2 separate regions of the Homo sapiens genome follow, and region 2 is linked to region 1. A link is an interaction called in ENCODE POLR2A ChIA-PET data of the cell type or tissue named here. Cell type or tissue: OCI-LY7. All regions are shown on one strand. Each heading gives the region's core, and the rest is flanking DNA. Links, peaks and the distances in the headings are about the cores only.

What was found. Peaks named below come from ENCODE experiments on the same cell type or tissue, not always from the same donor. Only the 100,000 strongest peaks of a DNase experiment are listed, where the experiment ranks them.
Region 2: POLR2A ChIA-PET joins it to region 1 with 5 read pairs; 2 of 35 experiments call an interaction of 5 or more read pairs at or near these places.

What each region holds. Positions count from the first base shown.
Region 1 is chr1:193,537,305-193,543,713 of GRCh38, forward strand. All of the region lies in intron 3 of LOC124904475 (a long non-coding RNA gene), which reads left to right. Among named protein-coding and RNA genes, the nearest start is that of LINC01031, 240 kb to the left of the region's middle. RefSeq lists enhancers at 2,551-2,760, 3,011-3,080. In OCI-LY7, for the core only: no CTCF peak of the experiment used is centred there; a DNase peak (open chromatin) is centred at 2,917; H3K4me3 peaks cover 1,240 bases; H3K27ac peaks cover 1,423 bases.
Region 2 is chr1:194,083,865-194,090,273 of GRCh38, forward strand. The region is part of intron 5 of LOC124904475 (a long non-coding RNA gene); the gene reads left to right. Among named protein-coding and RNA genes, the nearest start is that of LINC01031, 780 kb to the left of the region's middle. In OCI-LY7, for the core only: no CTCF peak of the experiment used is centred there; no DNase peak of the experiment used is centred there.

The DNA.
Region 1 (6,409 bases), core at 1,332-5,331:
TTGGACAACGACAGACTGCAGATACAACAGGGGGTAAGATTATAAGGGAGCTGAGAAACTCCTGTGGCATAGTGGCATGTGGCAGCTGTCTTAACATAGCACAGTGTGTTATCTTTTCTATCTTTAGATATATTTAGACACACAAATACTTATCGTGTTACAATTGCCTACAGTATTCAATACAGTAACGTGCTGTATATGTTTGTAGCCTAGGAGCAATAGGCTAAACCATATAGCCTAGGTGTGTAGTAGGCTATACCATCTAGGTTTGTGGAAGTACACTCTATGTTGTTTGCACAATGACAAAATCACCTCAGCAACACGTGATTGACTGTATTTAATTGTATTAAAAATGTTTGTTGTAGAAAAAAATGGAAAAAATGAAGTTTGTCGTCTTAACTTTTTCTAAGTTCAATTGTTATCATTTTTACCTCCCAGTCGTTTTTAGCAGTTTTAAGTATATTCAAATTGTTGTGTGACTGATCTCCAGAATGTTTTCATCTTGCAGAAGTGAAACTTTTGATTCATTAAACAACTCCCCCTTTCCCCCTCCCCCAAGGCTCTGACAACCACCGTTCTACTTTCTGTTTCTGTGAATAGGTTCCATGAATCTGACTACTCTAGATACCTCATGTAAGAGGAATAATACAGTACAGTAGACTCCCCTTACTTGTGGTTCCACTTTTTGCAGTTTGTTACCTGCTGTCAACTGTGGTTTGAAAATATTAAATAAAAATTTCCAGAAATAAACAATTTGTAAGTTTTAAATTGGGTGACATTCTTTGTAGTGTGATGAAATCTTGTCCCATTCAGCCCAGGATGTGAATCATTCCTTTGTCCAGCATAGCCCTTCCGCATATGCTACCTGACTGGTAGGCACCTAGTAGCCATCTCAGTGATCAGATCACCTGTCCAGGTATTGCAGCGTTTGTTTTCAAGTAACCCTTATTTTACTTAATAATGGCCCCAAAGTACAAGAGCAGTGATGCTGGCATATTGTTATAATTGTACTATTTTATTATTAGTTATTAATCTCTTACTGTGCCTAATTTATAAATTAAACTTTATTGTAGGTATGTATGTACAGGAAGAAACATCATATATATAGGCATCATTAATACCCTTGGTTTCAGGCATCCACAGGGATCTTGGAATGTATCCCCTGACGATAAGGGAAGACTCTTACACTTGTCTTTTGTGACTGGATTATTTCACTTAGCATAGTGTGTCCAAGATTTATCTGTATTGTAGGATGTGGTCAGAATTTCTTTCCTTCTTAAGTCTAAATAATATTCCATTGTATGTGTATTAGTCTGTTTTCACACTGCTGATAAGCACATACCTGAGATCGGCTAATTTACAAGAGAATGAGTTTTAATGGACTTACAGTTCCTCGTGGCTCGGGGGGCCTCACAATCATGGTGGAAGGCAAGGAGGAGCAAGTTACATTTTACGTGGATGGCAGCAGGCAGAGAGAGAGCGAGCTTGTGTGGGGAAACTCCCCCTTATAAAACCATCAGATCTCATAAGACTTATTCATTATCATGAGAACAGCATAGGAAAGATCTGTTCCCATGATTCAGTTACCTCCCACTGGGTCCCTCCCACAACACGTGGGGAATTCAAGAAGAGATTTCAGTGGGGACACAGTCAAACCATATCAGTATGTATATACCACATTATGTTTATCCATTATCTGCTGGTCAACACCTACGTTATTTCCACCACTTGGCTATTGTGAATAGTGCTGCTACAAACATAGGTGGGCAAGTAAGTCTTTGAGATCTTGCTTTCTTTTGAATAGAGACCCAGATGTAGAATTCCTGGATCATACGGCAATTCTATTTTATTTTATTTTTTTTGAGGGTTATCTTTTATAGTGGCGGTACAATTTTACATTCCCACCAACACTATTTTTCCCATCCTTGGTAATTTTTTCCTGTCCTTACCAACATTTAACTTCCATTTTTTTTTTTTTTTCTGATAGTAGAATTCCTAATGGGCGTGAGGTGATATCCATTGGGGTTTTGATTTGCGTTTTCCTAATGATTAGTAATGTTGGGTCCCTTTGCATATACGTGGTCATTTATATATCATCTTTGGAGAAATGTTTATTCAAAGGATTTGTCTGTTTTAAAAGCTTGGGCTGTTTTCTTGTTAAAGGCATTTTTTTTTATATTCTGGATATTAACCTCTTATCAGATACATGATTTGCAAATATTTTCTCCCATTCTGTAGGCTGCATTTTCACTCTGTGGATTGTGCCCTTTGCACAGAAGCTTTTACTTTTGTTGCCTATGCTTTTGTTGTTATATCCAAGAAATCCTTGCCAAATCCAATGTCATGAAGATTTTCCCCTATTTTTCCTTGTATGCTTTACAGTTCAGATCTTTTAGGTCTTTGATCTACTTTGAGTTAAATTTTGAATGTGATGTAAGGTAAGGGTCCAACTACATTCTTTTGCCTGTGGATATTCAGTTTTCTCAACACCATTTGTTGAAGAAACTGTCCTTTCTCCATTGAATGGTCCTGGCATCCTTGTTGAAAATCTTTCGGAGATTAAGAATTATGTATATATGTTTAGCACCTTGAAGACTTCGTTCAGCTGTTTCCAGCTTTCAGTTTTTGAAGAGTCAGCTTTCAGTTTCATTGTTCTACTTTTCTAGTTGCTTTAAAGATCTTTTAAAATTGTTTTTGGTTTACTATGAGTCTAGGTGTGGATTTCTTTCTATTAACCTGGCTTAAGATGTTCTGGGATACCTAAGTCTTTGGATGGGTGTCTTTTGTCAGCTCCCCATCAATATTTCGTCTGTTAGAGCTTCTGTTCCATTCTTTGTAGGATCTTTTGAAAATCTTAGTAGTTTTTTTGTTGTGCGTGAGACAGGGTTTCGCTCTGTCACCCAAGCTAGAGTGCAGTGGCATGGTCACAGCTCACTGCAGCCTTGACTTCCCAGGCTCAAGCAATTCTCCTGCCTCAGCTTCTCAAGTAGCTGGGACTACAGGAGGCACCACCACATCGTTAGTAGATCTTTATTATACCTTCTCACTCCGAACTTCATGTTTCACAACATCTCAGATGTCATATTTTCCATCTGTCTCTTTGTGTTTCATTCTGCATTCAATCTTTAGCTCTCTATCTTTGAACTTACTTTCTTTTCTGCCATATCAAATAACTTATTTAACTCTTCCTTTGAATTTCTCACTTTAATATTATACTCTTCCTTTCTACTTAACTGTTTTGCATATCTGCTGGTTCATAGTTTTGGTACTTGCTTATTCTGCCATTATATTCTTTTACTAACTGCTGTAGACTGAGTGTCTGTCCCCCCAAATTCATGTGTTGAAACCCTAATCAAGAATGTGATGGTATTTGAAGGTGGGGCCTGTGGGAGGTGATTAGGATTAGATGAGGTCATGAGGGTAGAGCTCTCACAGGGCTCTTAGGAAAAGAGGAGGAGACAGAAGATCTCTCTGCATGCATACACCAAGGAAGGCCATGAGATTTTGTAACCAGGAAGACAGCTTTCACCAAAACCTTGACCATGTTGGTACCCTATTCTTGAACTCTAGAACTGTGAAAAATATTTGTTTAAGCCTCTAAGTCTATGGTAATTTATTATAGTAGCCTGAAATAAGATATGATATCTGTTCTTTTTTAACATTAATTATTCATATTTTACATTGATAATTTAAACACCTGCAGTTTTTGTGGAACTGATTTGTTTAAGTCTCAGTCACACAGGCTTGTTTCCAGTTGTGATTTGTGTTTCAATTGTGAGCTTATGCTTGTTGAGACTTTTATCTGTGGGAATTCTTTGGGGTCTGAGGTTGAGGTCATTTCTACAGAGAGCATTTGTTTGCCTCTGTCTAGCATCTGAGAGCACTACAATTTGGACTACCTTAAATTATTTTCTACTCGAGGTTTTTCAGGCTGTAAAAATAATGTAAAGTCTGATCTCGCATCTGTTATGAAGTTTGCTTTATTGTTAGCAATTCTCAGGCAAGACATTTTTTTCTCTCCACCCATGGCCTAGGCCTAGTCAGGCAGTTTTCCTCACTGTCTTCCTTCATAGGTGCTTTTATTTATGTAGTTCACTCTTTGTCTGACTTGTCATCTCTTTTGAGTGCCAACTTTTTGGAGGATTGTAATTTGACATCTCATCTTCTGGGATCCTTAAGCTTTGTTTTCTCAATCTCATGTTTATCAGTAAAAACCAAGTGATCTGCAAATGCTTTTTGGAAATCCACTGGTGATTTCAATACTTGGTCTCTCTCTGGATTCGCTCTTTTCTTGTCACTTTTTGCCTTTCAGAGTTTCCCCACTTTCTTGCTAGGTTAGATGAATTTTAAAAGATATTTTTAAATCCTGCATCTTAAAAGATATGATTAGGTTAGAGAATATCTTGCTATAATGCTGGGCATAGAATTCCTATGTGACTTTTATATTCGATATTTCTGTGTATTAAAACTATAATCACTTATAATTTAATGTGCTATCGTATTTATTGAAATTGAATAAACTGTATCCTCTGTTCACTTTTTGGATTACTGGGTAATTCCAAAATTCAGTTTTATGAAATGTTTTTATGCTCATATTAGCTGCTTAATAGATGGATGAACTCTGAAATCTCAGTGTCTTAATGTAGGTGAAATTTATTTCTTACAAAAATTCTCTTGGTGGTGGTGGAGAGAGGGTGGCAATTTTCTTTCATGGAGTATTCACAGACATGGGCTGATAAAATCACTTCTTCCATACATGACTTCCAGATGGCAGATGGGGAAGAATTATACTAGAAGTTTTTTTGAACCAGGTGTAGAAGTGCTGTACCTAGCTCCTGCCTAGAACACATTGCCTCCTATTCACTTACAGGACCAATATTGGAGAGTTGGGAAATGTAGTCCTTGGTGTGGAAGTCACTTCACAGCGATGGCTCTGGACCTTGGAAGGGGAGCCTGAATCTTTGGTAGACAGCTAGTCTGTCCCTACTACAGTCCTATTCTTTGGCCACCAAGTATCTATCATGTGCCCTTCTTTGTATACACAGAACACATTTACCCCTTTCCCCAAAGAGAAAACCTGAAATCCATCCCAATTACACATCCAGTGTTAAGTTTAGAATCCCTCTGTGATGTGCAGTTTTTTCCTTCAGGTCCATATGTGGCTTCTTGTGGCCTGGCAACTCACGTAGTAAAAGATAAGTTAGGTGTCTCTAGGATGTTTCTTTAGATGTAAGAAGTCTTACATGAACCTCATGAATTAGTCTGCCAATTTTATCACGTATTATCTGGCCCCATCCATATCTAATATTTCTCTGTAACCTCTTCTTTCTTTACAAAACAACAACAAAAAACCAACAAAAACAAAAAAACCCTGTGTTTTACCCCAGTCACTTTTGCTCTCAACTGTTTTGGTGCCAGGAATACTCAGCAGTTTTTTTGAAGTGAGATAAACACTGATGTCTTCTGTGTCATGGGGTCCCTCCACAGGGTTGCTTGCATTCCTGAAGTGTTTGCACTTGGTAGGATAACTCTTCCTGTTTCAAATCTTTCTTATGTACCTGAGTGCACACCAGCTGTGAGTAGAGTTGGGTAAGGACAGGCTCCAGTTCCAGCTGCCACTGTGTGCCTCTGGCCACGTTGCTAACTCTGGTTTGTGATGTCAGAGTCATTCATTTCCCCAGATCCCTTCTCCTTTTTTGGCTCATCTCTTGCAGAACTCTCAATCTTGCTCCAACACATCTTGCCTTTTCATGGCACCTCACTTTCTACTCTATGTAAAGCAGCATATATAAAAACAGAACAAAACACTCAATTTCTTATGGGAAGAGATGTTACCTAGTTTTATGTGCTGATATCTGTGTCTCAGCTCTTACCCAGGCAGGAGAAACTAGAGCTTTTTTCAGTGCTTTACTATATTTTATGATAGTCATATAAAATATTTTTTCAGAATAATTTTCTTTAAACCAAAATGTCCCAAATGAATGTATAGCACTGAGAACAAAATAAATGAGGAGAATGGTATTAGAAAAAAATACCTTATATCAATTCATAGTTTTCCCTTTACGTAGGTGTATTGTCTTTCTATAATAAAACTAGCATGAGGCATACGGGCATGTGGAGCAGATGAATCAGCCCCTCTGTCCACTTGCCTGGAAGTGTGGCCTTGAAGAAACAGCAGAACTGCTTTGGATAAGATGAAAATTGGGCCCCACGTGGAACTCATTAACTTAGGAAAATAGAAACCAGATTATCTGGGGATTCAAAAACTGTATTGTGTTGCGTTCTTCACCTTGTGTTTAAGATTCTCTTGGATTGGTTTGTAAACTTTGGCTCCACTGGGCTTCTGTAAGGTCAGAGGCATGCTGAGAATTTTGATACCAGGAATGCCACCAGGAGCTTTTGTGTTCCA
Region 2 (6,409 bases), core at 813-4,812, 550 kb after region 1:
GGCATGCCAAACTTGTCTCTCAGTTTCTGTATTTTCTTTTCACTTTCTTAATGGTATTTTTTCCTGTGATCATTTTTAAAAAGGATCTATGAGTGTACCAGGCAATTGAGAATTCATGGATTGCTCCTAAGCTAGTCCAGTGCAATCCACATTGTTAACTATTTATTCCTGATGTAGTAACAATCTGATGCTCATACAAATAAAGTTGCATTTACAAAATACACAAAGTAAACAGCACTGAAACTATTGCAGGGCCTTTGTATCTCCAAAATTTGATCACAGTAGCTCTGCGGTGTCACAAATGGGTACTTCACATGAACTCAGGAGTAGGCTACCTCATGTCCTTTATCCTTGGCCTTCTTATCATTATGTACTGTTCAGAATTCAATGGAGGGAGGATGGACTATATCACTGTCAATGCTGCTAGTGTCCTTTATGAAAAGTGAGTTCTCTACCTACAATGTTGTCTCTCAATTTTTCTTTACTATTTAATGGAGAAATGAGGCAAATGCCTTAATAGCTTGATTATGTCAAGCTCAGTCTCAGCTAGGTCTCAGGTAGGAGCACAACTGCTACACTAAGTACATTATTCAAGGTGATTTGAGAAAATAGTGAAGCATTATAAATAAGAATATCACAACAAATATTAATAGCATCCATGAGAAGAAAGTTTGAAGGCTCCACTTCTCACTCCATTGTTCAGAGTCTGAGAAAAAAGAACTTGAAAGTCAACATTTGAACATTCTTAGTAAAGTATCAACCCTGGACTCACTCAAGAGATAGCAATTTTGGTTCAGCTTGTCACAAAATTGTTTTAGGAATTTATGCAGGTGGCTTACATGTTTGTTTCGGTCTGCTCTTCTGTAAAGTAGCAGTAATGATTTTTCTAGTGAGAAGTGTTGGAACTTGGCACAACTACCTGGAATGCCAGAGATTTGGACAATGAAATGAGTTGTGCTTGAAAGCAGGAACAGCCTTCTCTATGTGCATTAATTTATTTCTATTTATCGGCTCACCGCCTAACAGGAAATATGTCCTTCATGCTTAACAGATGCTATTGATATTGCTCTTACTAAGGTCTTGGCTTAACAAGAAGGTGCTTCTGAAACCATCTTCGTTTGTTTGTTTTTAATCTGAAGTTTTGGTTTCAGTAAGCTTGTTTAGAATGCATTTCAAAATGAGTTAATATGATTCAGTTCTAAATTTATAAAGCACTATCCAAACACCAAGTTAGTGAACATATAAATATACTATAACCATCAAAACCCAAACATGTGTAATTTATTTTCCTACTTCCTTTCTTATCCCGCTCAAATTCATTTCCCACACTTTTTCCAGCACAATCTTTCTGAACTAGAAGTCTGGTCGCGTCAGATTTTAATATCACCCAAGAATTTCCCATTGGCTGCTTGATAAAGCCCTGGCTCCTCCATATGGCAGGCACAAGCCCCTGAAATCAGCCTCTCTCTCCAGGCCTCTCTCTCCAGGCCTTTTTCTGGCTACTCTGAGCCACACATCTAATACACCAGCATTGAGAAACTGTTATTTAGCCTTTCCCCGTCCCCCCCCGCAACTCTATTTCTTTCTCTGTGCTGGCTTTTCTCTGTGGAATGCCTTTTATTTTTGCTTCATTGATGACTTCTTATATTTTAAGACTTAACTCAAGGCTTATTTCCTCCTGGGCCTCTTTTCTAAGTAAAACATGCCGAGTTTGATGCCCTGCTTTTGTGTTCACGTGATGCCCTATATGTGTCTCTAACTTTGCACTTACTCTGTTGTATTTAACTTCTATTTCTCTGCACTGTGAGTTCTTTGAGGGCAGAGGCAGTCTTATTCCCCTTTGTTCCCTCAGCTCCAAACATTGTTCCCACAAACATACCTGGCGTTTTTTTTAAGCACTTTATCTACATTTTGCCGTCTAATTTTCACAGTATCACGATAAAGCTAGTATTGGCATTTCAACTTTATTAATGAAGAAACTGAGATTTAGAGAGAAAAAACAATTGCCCAGGCTCATAAAGCTATCGCATGGCAAAGCCTGCTCTCCTCTGTTCCTCTGTCTCATTTCTGAGCCAGAACACTTACCAGATCTTTGTTCTACTTCTTCTCAAATATCATTTCAAATTAATTGGTGAAGTACTTTCTCAGTGATTTCACTAGTTTTACCTATAGATATGCTCTTTTGTGATCTGAAACTAAGTCTTTGCTATTTTAACTTTAAATCACCTGGGCCTTCTCTTTTCTTCATTTCTTAATGGATATCAGTATGGAATCCCTACTTCCTCCAGCTATTGTCATTTACCTCTCCCTCTGATTAGTCTAATTTATCAATGATCAAAATTGTCAAATCTGATAGCTCTTTTCAAGACAGCTTTGAACATACATGTGACAGTTCCTTTGCCAGCAATACCCTTTTCTTTCCATTATTCTAGAAAAATCTTCACACAACTCAAATACCACCTTTTCCATCTTGTATATTGTTTCAGAAAATTAGTTTTGATATTACTGTTTTAGTTATAACTATAGGTTAATATTGCTTAGAAAGTGTAATTATATGAGAACTTAGAGGTAGCTATCAGTTACCTCTTATAGAAGAGACAGTAAAAAAAAATGCTCAAATTTGAAGTTTGTTTGTTACCACTAGTCAGGTTGTTCAAAGAAAAAACAGATGCCAAAGGGAACTGAATTCAAATGTTCAGTATTCTGGTAAATCAACTCTGAAGACCTACAGCTTTCTTATGGTTCCATCTTTGTGTTGATAACACTACTTGATAGGTGATACTTGTGTGTTGTTGACAGTATGTCAATATTATATTAATTCCCTGAAAAACAAGTTTCATTGAGTAATCGAGGGAAAGGTATACCCATATTTATGCCATAGGGCTATTGTTAGAATTAAATTAGATACAATACAGAAAACATCTAACACTATTCCTGCCTCATACAATGAGTATCCTCAGTGGAAGTCTATTCTCTAGTAAGAAAGTGCCCTTATCCAGAAATCTTTCTCTTTCATTTTCATTATGAGAGAAACTATATTTCTGGACCCAAATCACAATTTTCTTATTACCTATGTTATCTCTGGTAAATAATAACCTACAGAAAAAGTTGTTTTGAGAAGTTGAGAAGTTGCTTGGTAGTCAGAAGATTAAGTGATTCACACATTGTTCTGCCCAGGAAATGATGCATAACATTTATATTAATAATTTTGATGACTATTTATCTGTGTATTTAAATTTATTTCACCTAGCCAGCAGACTTATGAAAAAGTTGAAAATGCAATTGAAAATGCTCTAGTTCATCATTGATAATTGAGCATTGAATCGCACACCTTCTTTTTACCTCTGCCAAGTTCAAAGAGATTGTCCCCACCTTGTACCCTATTTCTGGTACTGTTTACTTGCTCTACATTCCTGTGTCTTTTTCTTGTCTTTGCAGTTTTCTTTCCTGGTTCCTTAGCAACAGCCATCTTGTGCTGAGTCCTGAATCCCATTTCAAGGGTCCTGTTTCTTGCCCAGCACCTTGAATCACTGCATAATTCTGGCTGTCAGATTCTCAGTTGCCTAGTTCAGACTGTTTGAACAAGCCTATTATTGTGAATTGATCTTTTTGATTGTGACTACTCTCTGCATCATTTTTACCTGACTGAGGTGACTTTTGCTTTTCATTTTCAGGGGCAAGCTTAATTCCACTCAGTCTATTATTGTGCACTGGCACATGGATGGATGTGTGTGGACACACACACACGAGTACGCAAATCTGCCTGCATTCCCACCAAGTCTGACCACACAAACTTGTCTTACTTTTTGCACAGTAGCAGATGTCAGTACTTAATATTACTAAATCTAGATCCTTGCAGTGCAATACAAGCTTTTAAAATGCAAGTATGTTTTTTACATAAAGACTCTTTTATATTTACTTATGGAAACTCTTAATTAGAGATAAATGTACATGGTACCTCAGAATCTGGATTCTGGGACAAGGCTTTTCACATTCACATCCCAGCTCTATTACTTACAAGTTGTGATCGCTTAGCTAAATTATATAATTTTTCTGCACCTTAGCTTCATCATCTCTAAAACGAGGATGCTATATCTCTGTCATCATTAAACGAGTTAATGAATGCAAAGTTTAGAATGCTGTCTGGTGCACAATACATTCAATAAGTATAGGGTATTTTATTATTATATATTTATGCAAATGATCTTGCTTAAAACAAATTTTAACCTTGAAAAGATAATTCAGATTGTTATAATTATAGCAATATTTAATCTTTAGTTTTGACATGATCAAACAGCAATAGAGACTTGGAAGTATTACCGCATGGTTCTTGGAATCCAATGGAATTAATAAATTGGCTTCAGGGAGTTTATAAACCAAATTGAGAAAAACAAAGATTATTACATTTATTTCTGCTACTTAGAAACCATCTTTAAAAAATATTTGCAAATATGTTATGAAGTCATTATTTCTTCATGGTGGTACAATATACTATATTAAATGGTTATATAAGTATCATTATAATACCTCTAGAAAATGTGCATTGATAGTTAAAATATGACTAATTTTTAATTTTTTATATTGCACCAATCCCAGTTTATAAAATGTCTAAGAAAGGAGAGAACAAAAAATTGTCTATATTATTTGATTTAACTTTCACCATAGAAGCCACCATTAATCTTGTACAGAAAGACACTAATGAACTCATACTGCAAAAATAATATAAAATGCTAAAATGGACAAATCAAACAAAACAGAGGTAATCGCATAGCAATTACGTTGTTTGCATTCAAAATCCAACTGGGTGGAAACAGTGACCTTCTAGTTTTTAACAATTAGGTGTATATTGATGATGTCAAAGAATTCGCTTTTTAAAAAAAATCTACTGTTGAAATATTAAAAGGCTGTTGACATTTTCAAAATAGTGTCAAGATTCTTTGCTAATCAAATAACAATGGGAAAAGTCATGTACTTTGTAGTGTGATAGACAATTTTTAGTGTCTGCACACATTGAAATTATCTATCTATCTATCTATCTATCTATCTATCTTTCTATCTATCCATCCATCTATCTATCTCTGTATCTATATCTCTGTCTCTCTCTCTATATATATTTTTTGGGGGGGATGTAGGAGGTGTCCCCAGCACTACCATTGCTGAGAAATTTCTGCTGCTATATCTTTACTGATAGTTGGTGTTATCTTTTATTTTTTTCCTGAAGTTGGAATAAAATATTTTAGTATTTTATTAATATATATTTTTCCTTATCAGTCAATTTGTTGTACATGTTATTTTCTACTAATATATTGGGCTGTTTGGCTTTTCCTTATGGATATGTAATTCTTTATATATTCAAGAGAGCAATTCAGTATTAATTATATGTTGCATATGTCTTATTTGAGTTTGTAGTTTCTGTTATTGTGTCTTTGGGGGATCATTTAATCAACATAAGTTCTTAATATAGTAAAATTTATTAATCTTTTTCTTCATTAATCTTTGTGCTTTGAGAAATTATTCTTTCTAAACAAATCTCTTTCTATCCCAGTTCCATAAATGTATTTTCTTTTATTAGGTTAGTGCAAAAGTTTTTGCCATTTGATTAAAAAAAGGCAAAAACCACAATTACTTTTGCACCAACCTAAATATCTTATTCTAAAAGTAGAGGTTTTTCTTTCACATTTAAAGATTTAATTTAGTTGAGATTGATTTCTACTGGACTGTAAGATCGGCGTCTAATTCTTTTATTTTTCCAATACGAATAACCAATAATTTCAGTACCATTTATTGAAAAATTCAAAAGTTCCCAAAGTACAATAATGCAAGCTGAGTCATGAATAAAATTTCCATCAATGTGTGGATTTCATTATGGTTTTTTTGTTCCCTTCCAGTAGTTTATGTTTTTATGTAGCTGTACCAACATTGCACTACCTTTATTCCTGCTTAATTATAAATTCTGATATTTGTAAAGCAAATTCTCCCACTCAGGTCATCTGTCTTGGATGTACTTGGTCCTTTGTTACTCCATGTCAATTTTAGATTTGTAATGATTGTCATGTTTTACCAAATAAACACACAGCTTTTATATATTAATTGCCATTGCACTATATCTAGTTGGGAAGAGTGGGTATGATTAAAATATTGGCTGGCATTATTTATGCAAATTTTTATATATCTATTGTCATAGCGTATGATGCTAGTGTACAGAAGTGTAATTGAAGCTGTATATGCTGATTATGTAACTCAGAAACAAAGTAAATTTATTCAGTAATTCTAATATTTATTTGTATGTTGCTTGTCATTATTTTTATGTAAACAATCATATTGTGTCATTCATTCCAGTCATTTTAGTTACTTCTTCTCTTATCCTTAACTAAAAATTTTTAGAACACACCTTAATAAAGTTTCTTAT